Regions from separate parts of the Homo sapiens genome. Here region 2 is linked to region 1. The links are chromatin loops, found by intact Hi-C in ENCODE. Cell type or tissue: heart right ventricle. All regions are shown on one strand.

Evidence for each region. Peaks named below come from ENCODE experiments on the same cell type or tissue, not always from the same donor. Only the 100,000 strongest peaks of a DNase experiment are listed, where the experiment ranks them.
Region 2: it touches region 1 in a loop (4-fold over the local background); 74 of 110 quality-filtered maps call a loop at or near these places.

The regions. Positions count from the first base shown.
Region 1 is chr7:30,156,217-30,158,716 of GRCh38, forward strand. It overlaps MTURN (maturin, neural progenitor differentiation regulator homolog), which reads left to right. Exons shown (of 3, transcript NM_152793.3): 3 at 1,222-2,500. The coding sequence ends at 1,332. Among named protein-coding and RNA genes, the nearest start is that of MTURN, 22 kb to the left of the region's middle. In heart right ventricle, no CTCF peak of the experiment used is centred here; no DNase peak of the experiment used is centred here.
Region 2 is chr7:30,425,963-30,428,462 of GRCh38, forward strand. All of the region lies in intron 13 of NOD1 (nucleotide binding oligomerization domain containing 1), which reads right to left. Among named protein-coding and RNA genes, the nearest start is that of LINC01176, 36 kb to the left of the region's middle. In heart right ventricle, no CTCF peak of the experiment used is centred here; no DNase peak of the experiment used is centred here; H3K27ac peaks cover 1,018 bases.

The DNA.
Region 1 (2,500 bases):
TTTATTTTGAACGTCCCACATAATTATACAGCAATTGGAAAATACAAAAAGATAAAAAGGAAAAAATTACCCATAATCTCACAATCTTAAAAAAAACCTTAAAATTGGGGTGTATTTTACTGAAGTCTTTTTTCTATGCATATGTGTATAAATTTTAAGAACTCCGGGTCAGGTGTGGTGGCTCATGCTTGTAATCCCAGCACTTTGGGAGGCCGAGGCAGGAGGATTGCTTGAGTCCAGGTGTTGGAGACCAGCTTGGGCAACATACTGAGACCCTGTCTCTATTAAAAATATATATATACATACACACATATATAAAGAAACTCTGGGTCAGGCATGGTGGCTCACGCCTGTAATCCCAGCACTTTGGGAAGCTGAGGCAGGCAGATCACAAGGTCAGAAGATCGAGACCACCCAGGCCAACATGGTGAAACCCTGTCTCTCCTAAAACTACAAAAATTAGCTGGGCATGGTGGTGTGCGTCTGTAGTCCCAGCTACTCAGGAGGTTGAGGCAGGAGAATTGCTTGAACCCGGGAATTAGAGGTTGCAGTTAGCCGAGATTGCGCCACTGCACTCCAACCTGGCAACAGAGCGAGACTCCCTCTCAAAAAAAAAAAACTCTGTCATAATAAAAGTGCAATTTTGTCATGCTTTTTTTACACTTATGTGCATCTTTTTAATGTCATCAAGTCATTCAAAAATGCCATTTTGAGTGGATATATAAGATTCCATTTCAATAACACCATAACCATTTTGCTGTTGAACATTTTAGTTGTCTCTAGATTTTTAGAAATGTGTTATAAATAATAGCACCAATAAATAATAGCACCGTGTGTTTTTAGGACAGAAAATACAGAATCAGTTTTTGACATCTTGGTGGGACAGTGAGCACAGTTCATTTCATACGACTGCTGACATCCCAGATGTGTGTGTGGGCACATAGCTAGCTCTCTGTGCATATGTGGTGCCACATTTTGATACTTAAAAATAGAGACTCTCCAGGCTCCCCAGTAAAACCTAGCCCTTTGGGCACTAATCCATTGAAAGATTGACATTTCCGTCTAACAAGTTTATGAAAATCATTGTAGGGGTGGTTGACGGGGAAGTCTGCAGCTGCTGGGTTAAGTACTCTTTAATGTGGATCCGATGCCTTTGGTTGTCTTCCTGCCTGTGGGCCATTTGGCGCTCACAGCTGCTTTTCTCTTGTTCTCTCCCTGTAGTTACTGGGGCTTCCGGATGCAGATGACGATGCGTTTGAAGAGTACAGTGCTGACGTGGAAGAAGAGGAGCCAGAGGCGGACCACCCCCAGATGGGGGTCAGCCAGCAGTAAATCTGGGGGCTCCCCTGAGAAGGAGAGTGAGCCCCACAGTAACCTAGGTGGGGTCACTGCCCCTCCTGGGTTAGCATTTTGCATTAGCACTTCGAAATAGGACATCTGGCTCCCAGCATCCAAATTAAAATGAAATACCTTTTTAACGACCACAAAATATCTGTGATGAGCTTTGCTCAGAAGTGACCTGAATTTCACTCCCGCTTCAGTGGGGTTTCTATGGAGTTGTCTTGGTAGCCTTTGCCATTTTGAATTTAGAGTCCATTTTGTGGCTGACTATTCTCTTAAGTTTATGTTGGAGAATTAACATTCGCTGACTCGAATGTAGAGAACTCTGAATGTATTAAGGATAGGTTTTGAGTCCTCACAGGTGACCTTACTGAGGGAAAGCATGGCAGAGAAGAAATGCAGTCTGCACTTTTTATGTACTTTTTAAGTGTCCGTAAGTGAAAGGTTTTGCTTATAAAGCATGAATTTTAATATCTAGTCATTAAACTGCACAAGTGCAAATACAAGGGCAGGAAAGGATAATCACTTAGCTTTGGACTAAGAGGGTAAGAGAGGCCCAGAAGCCTTTAAGTGTTTTGCCATTACTGAGTTACCTGGGTATGTAGCGACTGGTTCGTGGTTAGGTGTAAATGTTACTTGCTTGTTCGACTGTTTCAAAACATGCTAATTCCAAAGCCACTTTTGAAGTCTATAGTGGAAAATATAGATGGGGTGAAAGATATAATGTATTGATTTTTAAAGCTGTTTATAAGCCGTCCCACGTATAAAATGAAACATTTTACCTTCTCTCTTTCTAATGAGATGGCCGCTTGTTAAATCATGAAAACATCCAGAATTCAAGTGCCGCTTAAACTTTGAAGCCATAGATAAATTTGTTAGAAAAGTAAACCAGGATTAAAAGTTTTTAAAAATATGGTAGAATCCTTCTTTACTTTTTAAGTCTTTTATTTAAAAAAAAAAAGTCAAAAAAAGGATTCCATTGTGTAATTTATTTAAAAATTTAATCACATGTTTCGAGGGACTTAATTGTGGTGTATTTGTAAAGGGACACGAAGGTAGGAATCTTTTAATCGTGGGTTAGCTTGGTTAACAGGGAACGTTTTAATAATCAAGATACTCAGACAACTCACAGAAACAACTTCTGTAATAACTGGAAATA
Region 2 (2,500 bases), 270 kb after region 1:
CCAGGTCTTGTCTTTCTTGGCCCTCAGGATTTTGGCTGTCCTGACCTCTCCTCTCCCTCCTTCTTGAGGCACTCCCTCCCCTTGGCTTGGTTATATGCGCTGATTTTTCTCCTGCATCTGAGCACTCTACTTCAATTTCCTTTCCTATATTCTCCTCCATGTGACCTCTACATCTGAGATTTCCTCCAGGTTTGGGGCTAAGCCCTTTTCCCCACCCGATCTCATCAATGCCACGGCCTTGTTTGTATGTCCGTGGAGGCAGTTACCTGCTTGGCATCCTCACTTGGACCTCTCCCCCACACCTCAAAGTAGCCACACCTCCTAGGGTCCCCTGGCTTAGTGAATGGACCACTCTCATCCTGCTGAGCAGGTTAGTAACCTGGGGGTCAACCTGGACACCTTCCTTCTCATCCCCATGTTCCTTGTATCACAAAGTTCTCCCCTAATTCCTAAGAATCTAGAATGCCTCCCTGGAACCTCTATGTCTTTGGCCGGCCATCTTGGTCTGAGCACCCATCATCTCTTCCCTGCATCAGTACAATGTCCTACTGACAGGTCATTTCCACGTACTCTGGCCTTCTCCAATTCAGTTTCCTAGAAGAGCCAAGAATTGGTCTTTTTGCATTGCAGATCTGATCACATGCCTCTCCTGCTTCAAACTGTTCACTGACTTTCCATCACTTTTAGGATAAAGACCAAAATGCACATCATGACCCACAGATCTTTTATGGTCCAGTCCCTGCCTATCTCCTCAGCCTCCTGTAGTCCCCTCTTCCACACTGTCTGAACCCTGGGGCACAGCAGCTTCTGGCAGTTCTTCCAGGACACCACACTCCCTCCTGCCCCAGACCCTTTGCACATGCTGTTCCCTACGCAGAATACTCACCTCAGCTGACTAGCTCCTATTCATCCTTCATGGCTTAGTGTAAGTGCTGCTTCCTCAGAGAGGCCTTCCCTGCAACCTCATCTAAATCAGGTTCCCTCTTGGCCTTCCCCTTTGTGATAGTACCCATCACAGTTGTAATTAAATAATTACGCAAATGATTTTTTCTTTAATGTGCTTCTCCCTTTCTAGACAGTGAACCCATGAAGCCATGTTGTTCACCACTGGATTTTTGGTGCTAGCACAGTCCCTGATGCTCAAGCGTTTCGTTATTCAAGGAATAAATGAAGACACAGCACTAGTCCCTAGGACCTTGACTCAGGCCCCACCCTCCCAGAGCCACAGTCTGGAGGAGATAGCCTCACAGAAAGCTGTTATACTGGAGTGGGATACATTTCTGTAATTTACAGTGTTCATTGTTCACCTCTAATTTCTGTTCTTAAAGACAGAACTCATCAAGGGACTTCAGACTTCCAAGTTATTTTCAGAAAGGAATGAGGTAGAAATAAGTGTCAGTACAGTTAACAAGTCCAAGGAGAAGGCTTACTCTGTAAGTGTTGGCTCCAAGCAGAGCTGCTCCCTGAACGTGGCTCCCCGGCCAGCTCAACCACAACCCTGTGGCCTGGTGTGGCAGTCCCTGGCAGGGCCAACAAAGCCACAGCCTTCTCAGAGCCCAGTCCCATGAAGTCACACACAGAGGAGCATGCTCTGGAGGCTCCCAGAACAAGCCAGGGACCTAAGTGAAGACACTCCCAAGACCAGCACCCATGCCGCCTGTCCTGCCCTCTCTGAATTGGTGGCCAGTTCCCCTCTCCACCCTGACACAAGTGCAGGCCTTGAAGCTGAAGTCTCCTGGCCCTACTAAAATGGTTCCTTGTGTAGGAATGGTGACCCTCAAGAGGGAAGCAATGCAGATTTTGAAACTTGACAGAATTAAAGCAACTGTAGGTCTTTACTACCCGCCTGACCAGCTACAGAGAAAAGTGGAAGCCAACTGTGCTCTGCAAACTGTTCTGTAGTCTGGCAGTCTCCTTCCTCTCCCCCTCTGCCTGCTGTCCTCAAAACTTAAGAATCAGCAGAAACGGAGTGGCCTGAGGGCAAACACCCATGCAAACAGTTCCAGTGCCCTCCAGTGCTTCCCAGGCTGCTGGGCAGGCTGGGCTTCGCAGGCACACAGGCCACAGGTGTCTGTTTAGATCTGGGCTCTATTCTCTATGATGGTGTTTTTCTTTTTTTCTTTTTTGTTTTTTGAGACAGGGTCTCTGGCACCCAGGCTGGATTGCAGTGGCATGATCCTGGCTCACTGCAGCCTTGATCTCCCATGCATCCATCCTCCCACATCAGCTTCCTGAGTAGCTGGGACTACAGGCACATAGCACCATGTCGGGCTAATTTTTGTAGTGACGGGGTTTCGCATGTTGCCCAGGCTGGTCTCAAACTCCTGTGCTCAAGAGATCTGCCCATCTTGGCCTCCCAAAGTGCTGGTATTACAGGCATGAGCCACCATGCCTAGCCAACAGTGTTTTTTTTAAAAAAAAACCTTTTGTCTACAACCCTAAATAAGAATTACATTTTATGTTGTGAACCAACACTTATGCAAACACACACCCACTCACA